2 separate regions of the Homo sapiens genome follow, and region 2 is linked to region 1. Evidence: chromatin contacts called from ENCODE Hi-C or POLR2A ChIA-PET data. All regions are on one chromosome and are shown on one strand. Each heading gives the region's core, a stretch centred on a gene start or an enhancer-like site at or near the end of the contact. The rest is flanking DNA. Distances are from core to core; before and after follow the strand shown. Region 1 overlaps MYO10 (myosin X). Region 2 overlaps MYO10 (myosin X).

The links. Hi-C counts contacts between places; a loop is a spot of excess contacts on that map. ChIA-PET counts read pairs that join two places held with the same protein, here RNA polymerase II (POLR2A).
Region 2: a map of PC-3 shows a loop between it and region 1 (2.3-fold over the local background). The contact joins two enhancer-like sites. A Hi-C loop is called at or near these places in 3 of 168 maps with a recorded cell type or tissue (PC-3, endothelial cell of hepatic sinusoid and posterior vena cava). POLR2A ChIA-PET finds 5 or more read pairs at or near these places in 4 of 52 experiments (A673, AG04450, H1 and 1 more).

The regions. Positions count from the first base shown.
Region 1 is chr5:16,807,323-16,812,326 of GRCh38, reverse strand. All of the region lies in intron 3 of MYO10 (myosin X), which reads left to right. Among named protein-coding and RNA genes, the nearest start is that of MYO10, 130 kb to the left of the region's middle. RefSeq lists an enhancer at 2,454-2,953. Within about 2 kb of position 2,461, at least 10 of the 41 ENCODE cell types and tissues checked have a DNase peak (open chromatin) inside an H3K27ac peak, as active enhancers do.
Region 2 is chr5:16,844,295-16,849,298 of GRCh38, reverse strand. All of the region lies in intron 2 of MYO10 (myosin X), which reads left to right. Among named protein-coding and RNA genes, the nearest start is that of MYO10, 89 kb to the left of the region's middle. Within about 2 kb of position 2,923, at least 3 of the 41 ENCODE cell types and tissues checked have a DNase peak (open chromatin) inside an H3K27ac peak, as active enhancers do.

The DNA.
Region 1 (5,004 bases), core at 1,212-3,711:
TAGAGCCCCTCTGCGCTGGCTGTAACTGCCTGTGCAGAAGCCCGGCCTTCTATGCCCCTGTTAGATTCTCTTCCTGGAACCCCAGGCTCTTCCTGCCTGAGACTTCCCCTCATCAATCTTATCCTTCCTCTGGCCACTTCAAGACTAGAGCCCTGCTCTGCTCCCAGTTCCCAGCCAGGGGCCCCAGGTTTCCACCCTGAACCTCTTGGCTATGGGTTTGCTGCCTTGAGGAGAGGGGGTTGGCTCTCTCCTGATTGTCCCCTTCCTTGGAATGGGTCTGATGAGGGCCTAGACTTCTTCATCTCCTGTCACCGCCTGCTAAGACCTGGCAAGGGCAAATACCCGCTAAGGAGAGGAGGAGCAGGGTATGTGTTTGTGGTACAGAGACATAACCTATGTGTGGCTCAGGAAGCCCTATGGAGGTGGTGGTGGTGGTGACGCTACAAAGGCATGAGATCAATCAGGGTTGAGTAGAAAGCCTGGCATGGTGGCTCATGCTTGTAATCCCAGCTCTTTGGGAGGCTGAGGCGGGAGGATCGCTTGAGCCCATGAGTTCAAGACAAGCCTGGGCAATTTGGCGAAGTCCCATCTCTACAAAAGATTGCAAAAATTAGCCAGCCGTGGTGGCGTGCCCCTGTAGTCCCTTCTACTCAGGAAGCTGGGGTGGGAGGATTGCCTGAGCCGGGGAGGTTGAGGCAGCAGTGAGCCGAGATTGTGTCACTGTACTCCAGCCTGGGCAACAGAGCAAGACCCTGTCTCAACAAAAGAGAAAAAGAAAAGAACTGATGAGAAGGAAAGGCCAGTGAACACCATACATGAAGATGGAGAGCTGAGAGTGAGCTTGATGCGGCCTCATCGCAGCGGGAGAAGGCTGTCTTTGCTCATGGAATCAGATGCTGGCTGGGGAATGTGCAGAAATTAGGTGGGATGGGCAGCCTGAGGTTAGAAGCCTTAAACCATTGGTTCCCCACCTAGGATGATTCTGCCGTGGGGACATTTTGTAATATCTAAAAGACATTTTTGGTCTCATAGCTACGGTCAAGCGACGCTACTGGCATTTACTGAGTAGAGGCCAGGGATGCTGAGAAACATCCCGGAGTGCCTGGGGCAGCCCCAGAGTCATCTGGCCTAAGATGTCAGTGGTGCCAGAACATCCCCCCCCCACTTACCATCAGCTCACCTGGAAAGTTTGGGGCTGATGGTACACAGACCCCACTATATTTGTTAAAGTTTTCTTTTTGTTTTTTTTTTTTTTTTTGAGACAGAGTCTTGCTCTTTCGCCCAGGCTGGAGTGCAGTGGTGCCATGTCGGCTCACTGCAACCTCTGCCTCCTGGGTTCAAGCAATTCTTCTGCCTCAGTCTCCTGAGTAGCTGGGATTACAGGCATCCGCCACCACACCCGGCTAATTTTTGTATTTTTTTGTAGATACAGGGTTTCACCACGTTGGCCAGGCTGGTCTCGAACTGACCTCGGGAGATCCACCCGCCTTGGCCTCTCAAAGTGTTGGGATTACAGACGTGAGCCACTGCACCTGGCCTTTATTTTGTTTTAGAGACAGGATCCCGCTCTGTCACCCAGGCTGGAGTGCAATGGTGTGATCATAGTTCTTTGCAGCCTTGACCTCCCAGGTCAGCCTCTAGAGCAGCTGGGACTACAGGCACGCACCACCACGCCTGGCTAATTTTTAAATTTTTGTCAAGACTGGGATCTTGCTATGTTGTCCAGGATGATCTTGAACTCTTGACCTCAAGCCATCCTCCCACCTTGACCTCCCAAAGTGCTGGGATTTATAGGCATGAGCCACTGCACCCAGTCTGTTTAAAGGTTTCTGAAAGGAGAATTTCTCTAAGAAAAATTTCAGAAGATTTAAGAGGGAAGTGATATGGCTGAGATGAGAAAGGACAGATGGGCTGAGGGCGTGTTGCAGTAATTCAGTAGGGGAGGGCTGAGGGTTTTAGACCAGGGTAGAGATGGGAGAAAAGTCATGGGGACTGTAGGGAGGGAGGTGATGGAAGAGGCTCCATGTCACTGTCTCCCGGTCTTGTCAAGTGCTGTGGCTGTGAAAACGTGGCACCGTCCTGGAAGCTCCTGAGCAGAGTGAGAACAAGTGTTTTTTAGGTGCCTGTTTTCTGTCTTCCTGTGCTCTCTGGCCCTGGATCATCTCAAATTATTATGTACCCAGCATCTAAGCACAGTGTTGACAAGAGCAGGAGAGGTTTCTGTTGCACCGAAGGCAAGCTCAGTGGCCAGAGTGGAAGGGCTGCCAGGTTCCGAGGCGTGGCAGTTTTGTTTCCTGCTGAATGGAAGAGAAGCACATTCTCTTCATTACAGGGATTGTGGAGCTCTGGGTCAGTTGCGCAGAGGAGACTCCTCTCCCAGTCTCTAAGGAATGGCTCAAAACCACATCACGGGGAGAGCTGCAGGGAACTTCAGCGGTCGCCTGCAATTATGGTGTTGAGGCTGGCTCCAGAGGAAGCTCTTCCCTGTTCCACCCAGCCTTTTGGTTAGTTTGTTTGTCTTGCCGAACAAACAGCACAGAGATCAGAATCAAAGGAGCCAATTTTAAGAAATGGGGCTGTTTCTAAAGATAAATGCTTCAGTAAGCACGAACTATGCTTCACAGCTAATGTATTTTTAGATGTTTCAAAAATATCCTCCTTTGGTTAGGTGGCATTCCAGCCCAAATCTGCAAATGTGTTTGATGTTGCTTCTGAATTAACTTTGAAGCCTGCATCTGTCAGGCAAAATGTGTTAGCAGGCATCAGCCAGAGAAAGGCCTATTGATTTTAGCAGCCGGTTGAACAGAGTTCACCTGCAGGGAAGTCACGGCCTGCTTGCCATGTGAAGGCTGGGCATACCCTGCCGTGGACTGGACTGTTTGGGAATCTTGCAAATTGAAATCTGTGTTTCATTTTCTTGAGTTGAGTCTTCCCAAGGTAGACTTGGTTGGCTTGTTTACATCCCTTTCCAAGGCTCGAGTCAAGTCACAGCGCGCCTCTCACGGAGGCAGCGTGGCCTGAAGGCCGCGTGGTTGGTTGGTTAGCACTGCCTTGGCATTGGGGTGCCCTTGGGACAGATGAACGCAGTGCAGTTTGAACACACTTGGGGCAGATGAACACAGTCAGGACTTTCTGGGTTTTTTTGGCTTTTTTTTTTTTCCACATGAAATCAAGACTCGTAGCCAAAAGATGATTGTAACCATCTGTCTGACTATATGTATTTTAAAACTTTACCAAACATTTATGCTCCGGAGTGGCCGCTTCCACATCAGCACATGAGAGTGGCAATTTGAAACTTGTTTTTTTGTGATTTTTTTTTTTCTTCCTTGTCTCTCTTTGGGTTTAGATTCCTTTCAAGGCTGGGCGTGGTGGCTCATGCCTGTAATCCCAGCACTTTGGGAGGCCGAGGCAGGCTGATCACAAGGTCAGGAGTTTGAGACCAGCCTGGCCAACATGGTGAAACCCCATCTCTACTAAAAATACAAAAATTAGCCAGGCGTGGTGGCGGGTGCCTGTAGTCCCAGCTACTTGGGAGGCTGAGGCAGGAGAATCGCTTGAACCTGGGAGGAGAAGGTTGCAGTGAGCCGAGATTGTGCCACTGCACTCCAGCCTATGCAATAGAGTGAGACTGTCTCAAAAATAATAATAATAAAAAAGATACATTCCTTTCAATCAGGAGAGAATTTTAGTCAGAAAGTCACTCAGGTGAAATGGAAATGCCAGCCTCTACCTTGAAGACCTTGACTTCAGTTAACAGCTTGTCTCTTGAGATGGTTTAATTTTCAACAAACTTGAATGCTTCACGATTTTTAAAAAATTGTTTCTAAGTGTTTATTTTTTATTTTTATTTATTATTATTTAGACCTCACTCTTTTGCCCAGGCTGGAGTGTAGTGGTGCGATCATAGCTCACCACAGCCTCCAACTCCTGGGCTCAAGCAGTCCTCCTACCTCAGCTTCCCAAGTAGCTGCGACTATGGGTGCGTGCCACCACAGCCAGCTAATTTTTTGTATTTTTAAAATTTTTTGTAGAGATGGAGGCTTGTCGTGTTGCTCAGGTTGGTCTCAAATTTCTGGCCTCAAGCGATCCTCCCACCTGGGCTTCCTAAAGTGCTGGGATTACAGGCATGAGTCACTACACGTGGCTGAAATGTTTCTAATTGTTTAATTGGACAACATCAGACAATTGGGTTATGTAGAAGATAGTGGGCATAAAGCACTAGAAGACAGTTAAAACATGAATTTATTTGGTGGATTGGTGGTGAAATCATGTGTCCTCAGCATATCGATGCTGATGCCGCCCTGCCTGGGTACCAGGCTCTGTGTTAGGCTCCAGGGATGCAGAATGACTCTGGCTTACAGGAATGGCTTGTTGAAAGACTGAGTAAATGAAAGGTCCCTAATTGATTAGTGAAGACAGACACAGGCAAACGATGAACAATAGCTCAGGGTGACAATGGGTGTGATAAAAATACATGGGAACACAAAGAAGGAGCGTCACAATGAGGAGGGGATGAGAGGGTCAGAAAATGATTCCTCACTGAGGTGCTATTAATAGTTGGCCTGAGTTTTGAGCATATGTAGAGGAATTTGGCCAAGAAGGAGGATAGCTGTCCTGGCAGCAGATCATCATGTGGAAAGACGGAAATATTGTGATGCATTGTTATTTAATATCCAACGCAGGACATTCTAGATGCCAGAACAAAGGTTGCATGCTGCTGGCTGGCAAGGCGGTCGAGAGCAATGGAGGAAGGAATGGCTCTGTGCAACTCAGTGAGCTTGAACGGACTCATGAAAGCTGTAGGGGATAACTTTAAGCATGCGTTTTGGGGAAGCGTCACTTGGTCACAGGGTGGTGGATGAGAAAGGAGGGGCTTCCAGTTAGGAGGGGTTACTGTGTGAGATACCGAGAGGTAGATGCTAAGTGTTTAACTGGGTTTGGGGGCCAAGTAAGCTGAATTTCTGTAGGATTACTGGATTACTCATTTGGGTAGGCTGTGGTGCC
Region 2 (5,004 bases), core at 1,674-4,173, 37 kb before region 1:
CTGTGGAAAAACCATTATATTACCGAAAAAGAGAGAGGGATACAATCTCTAATGTTTTCTAATAGCAGATGAGGTTGCAGAAATCAGTAAATGTATGTTATGTGCAGATTATAGACTGAAGCTATTTTTCAGTTATCAAATAGGAAGGGCAAAAGTACTTTAAAAATACCTAATTAATTGCCAGGCGCCGTGGCTCATACCTGTAGTCCCAGCTACTTGGGAGGCTGACGGGCGAGGATCACTTGAGCCTGGGAATTCGAGGCTACAGTGAGCTATGATTGCGCCACTGCACTCCAGCCTGGGCAACAGAGGGAAACCCTGTTTCAAGAAGAAGTAATAATTAATTCAAATACATAATATTTGGTGTTTTCCTGGTTGCCGTTATTTTAACCTTCCTGAGTAGTATTTATATTTACAAATGTAGTTGGAAAAACTTATGTGCCTACAGGTTATGTAGGTGCTGTGAAGAGCTGAAGATGGTCTCTATCCTCAGGACTTAACACCCTAAGGCAGTGTTTCCAATTATAGCCACTGAGACCAGCAGTGTTGGTGATGGTGCCGCTGTAGACAAACTAGCCTCTTGAATTGTTGAGCAGAGACTAGCCCTTCTGCCGTCCATCCGTAGCGGGGAGGTATCGCCAGGTGTTTACTAATGGCAGCCATAACGACGAGCGTTTCCCAAAGACTCTTGGAGGGAACACAAACCCCACGTGATGTTGGGAGAAGTGGGTGGTGGGGGGTGGATTAAATTAAGTTTGAGAAAGGCGACATCATCATTATTATTTTTAGAAAATCAGAGCAGCATTTGATCTTAATTTCTGCAGTAAAGAAATGTGTTTAGCCAGGTGCGATGGCTCATGGCTATAATCCCAGCCCTTTGGGAGGCCGAAGCAGGCGGATCACCTCAAGTCAGGAGTTCAAGATCAGCCTGGCCAACATGGTGAAACCCTGTCTCTACTAAAAATAACAAAAATTAGCTGGGCGTAGTGGCGCATGTCTGTAATCTCAGCTACTTGGGAGACTGAGGCAGGAGAATTGCTTGAACCCAGGAGGTGGAGGTTGCAGTGAGCCAAGATTGTGCCACTGCACTCTAGCATGGGCGACAAGAGCAAAACTCTCTCTCACAAAAAAAAAAAAAAAAAAGAAATGTGTAGTTCTTTGCTTAATCATGCTTCCCAAACTGCCAGAGAAGCTGTTCATAAAATCAGTGCCCATTCACCTTAATTCACTTTGGGAACTGCTGGCTAGGTGATGCTTCCTTTTTTGTGGTTGCTGTTTTCATTTGGGTTCTTATTACCAATGTTAATCAGTTAATATCAACCTTGTCTTCTCTAGGCTATCACTTGCATGTGAGTACCATTTGGATGTTCTAGTATTTTAAAGTAACTTTATTATTTTTTTAGAGACAGGGTCTTGCTATGTTGCCCAGACTGGAGCGCAGTGGCTATTCACAGGTGCAATTATAAAGCACTACAGCCTCAAACTCCTGGGCTCAAGCAGTCCTCCTGCATCAGCCTCTTGAGTAGCTGAGACTTCAGTTGTGCACCACAGTGCCCAGCAATTTTTTTTGAGACAGGGTCTCACTGTGTCACCCAGGTTGGAGGGCAGTGGCACAATCACGACTCACTCCAGTCTCAACCTCCTAAGCTCAAGCGATCCTCCCACCTCAGCCTCCCAAGAAGCTGGGACTACAGTTGTGCACCACCATGCCTGGCTAATTTTTGTATTTTTTGTAAATAGGTTTTGCCATGTTGCCTAGACTGATCTCCAGTGCCTGGGGCCTAGCGATCCTCTCGCCTCAGCCTCCCAAAGTGCTGGGACTGCAGGTGTGAGTGATTGCACCTGGCCCTGCCTAGCAATTTTTTTTTTTTTTTTGAGGTGGAGTCTCGCTCTGTTGCCCAGGCTGGAGTACAGTGGCACCATCTCGGCTCACTGCAAGCTCTGCCTCCCGAGTTCACACCATTCTCCTGCCTCAGCCTCCTGAGTAGCTGGAACTACAGGCACCTGCCACCATGCCCAGCTAATTTTTTGTATTTTAATAGAGACGGGGTTTCACTGTGTTAGCCAGGATGGTCTGCTAACCTCGTGATCTACCTGCCTCGGCCTCCTAAAGTGCTGGGATTACAGGCATGAGCCACTGTGCCCGGCCAGCAATTTTTAAATACTTTTTTTTTTCCTTTGGAGACAGAGTCTCACTCTATTGCCCAGGCTGGAGTGCAGTGGTGCAATCTCGGCTTACTGCAATCTCTGTCTTCTGGGTTCAAGTGATTCTTGTGCCGTAACCTCCCGCATAGCTGGGATTACAGGTGTGTGCCACCACACCCAGCTAATTTTTGTATTTTTAGTAAAGATGGGGTTTCACCATGTTGGCCAGGCTGGTCTCAAACTCCTGACCTCAGGTAATCCGCCTGCCTCAGCCTCCCAAAGTGCTGGGATTACAGGCGTGAGCCACCGCACGTGGCCTTAAATAACTTTTAATGCCCTGTTTACACATTAGCAAAATGTTGATGGCAATACTTACCTTTCTAGGTTGGTTTGCAGAATAGGGAGGGAATGTATGAGCCTGCTTAGGGATGTGTCCGATGTTGTAAATACTTAACACTTGTCACATATTATGACTTGTCATCCCAAAGGCAGTCCCTGCACAACGATGATGATGACCTTTCCCACCTTTTGCTACCAAACATGCTAATTATGGACCTGTTTGTGGCCACCCTCCTTCTCAACCGGTTTCAACTATTTTTGACAGCAAAGAATCAAGATAATATAGCCTTTGAAAGTGAATCAGTGAAGCCTGCGCTCTTTCATGGTGACCAAAATCTGGGAGAATTTCTTTTTATGATTGTAGACTTTGCGGGCCCAGGTGTTAGCCTTTATGCTTGGGTGTGGGAAGGAGGAAGAAAACAGGCTTGGCAGGTCCATTCTAGAACATTTTGTCTCACACACAGAAGTGACTGTCATCCTTGAGTGACTTCAAGGTGGTTTTTAATGTTGCAGAAAGTTTGGCAGGCAGGAAACTTCATCCAAATCCTGTTTAGTCTCATGGTACTTAGAGACGGTAGTGTTATAATTAGTCTGCCAATAGCTTGTCTTTCTGTTTGGCTTCATTTCACTTTGAAAACAAAGTCAGTATGTAGCCCATGCAAACAAGTTTGCCAAGATCTGTGAGCACTTGATACACCTTAACACCTGGACACTGTATTCTGTGGCTCCCAGAACTTTGGATTTGAGCATCTGGGAATTATAGGAGACCAACATAGAGTTGTCCCATTTTTTATTTTATCAAGTAAGGGCATCTAATAACTCTTGCCATTCTTTTCCTTTTCTTTTTTTTTTGAGACAGAGTCTCGCTCTGTCACCAGGCTGCAATGCAGTGGTGTGATCTCGGCTCACTGCAACCTCTGCCTCCTGGTTTCAAGTGATTCTCCTGCCTCAGCCTCCCGAGTAGCTGGGACTACAGGTGCGTGCCACCACGCCCAGCTAATTTTTGTATTTTTAGTAGAGATGGGGTTTCACCATGTTAGCCAGGATGGTCTCAATATCTTGACCTTGTGATCCACCCGCCTCGGCCTCCCAAAGTACTGAGATTACAGGTGTGAGCCACCGTGCCCAGCTTATTTTCATCTTTAAAGATGTGTTTTGTTTTTCAAGAGACAGGGTCTCACCATGTCATCCAGTCTGGAGTACAGTGGTGCCATGAGAGCTCCTGGGCTCAAGCAATCCTCCTGCCTCAACTCTGGAGTAGCTGGGACTCTAAGTGTGGACCATTACGCCGGCTAAGTTTTACATTTTTTTAAGAGGCGTGAGTCTCGCTTTGTTGCCCAGGCTGGTGCGGAACTCCTTCTTTCAAGCAGTCCTCTTGCTTCAGCCTCCCAAAATATTGGGATTACAGGTGAGAGCCCACTGCACCCAGCCTAAAAGACATTTTTTTAACACGCCGAAAATGGGAAGGACATAATCGTGGGACAGCTCTTTAAAATGGAAGGAGTTAAACTTTATGAGAAATTATCTCTGTGGTCTTATATTTCTCATTTGGCTATTGAGAATTAGTCTCAGTTAAGGGTTTGGAAATTTCTGCTACAGATAATTCAGCAGTAAGGATCTGTTACCTTTCAGGAAAAAATGTACTGCCACCTGCAGGTATAATCTCTGGGCCGTGTCTCAGGAAGAGGTTCAGTTCTGTATAGCACTTTTAAATTGTTCTCATTCCCTTTGCTTAAAGGTAAGGTTTTTGAGCATTTTAATACATCAAGTTAAAGTGTCAATTGTAGGCTTTGGTAAGATAATATAGATCAGTCATATTTGAAAAGGGAAATACACTGTGTGTGTGTGTGTGTGTGTGTGCGTGTGTGTGTGTGTGTATCTGGAATTACTTTGTTGGAATAAAATCTTGTTGGAGAGTTTAACAAATTTTACTGGCAATGTAAGAAGGGGTGGACAGCAGCCTCCCACCCCCCACCCCATTTCTTAGCAGTGGTTTCTGTGAAACTTTTAGAGTTCTGCAGATCTTGATTTAAAATCTATTGATTGAGCATAATCTAGTCTACAATGGTATTTGTTTTTAATATTGCTGTAACTTTCAGCTAATTCTATAGTTGGTTTTGCATAGCTTTAAGGGCAAAACCTAATATACAAGGTGAAATTTAGAATTAGTAGTTGAGTATAGATTAGGCACTAGAATCCTGTTTATGCCAATTTTACATCATAATATGCACCAACACCACCTTTGCTTTTCAAAAAGCAACCATTCAGTTCTGGTAGATTAACTAGCAAAGAGTTAAATTGAGTAAGTTTTCTTGCTTCGTACTTTAGATATTCCTCTTTTCTTACCATAATTACTTTCATGACTATTTGCCCTTTCACTTTGTGACACTAAAAAAAAAATGAAAAGAGAAGAGCCAGTTAGATAAATCGTTGGAGAAAGCGGATAAATATTGACATCATTAAAGATCTGTGTTAATGCGTGATGTGGACCTGATAGTGAAATATTTGTTTCTCCTGTGA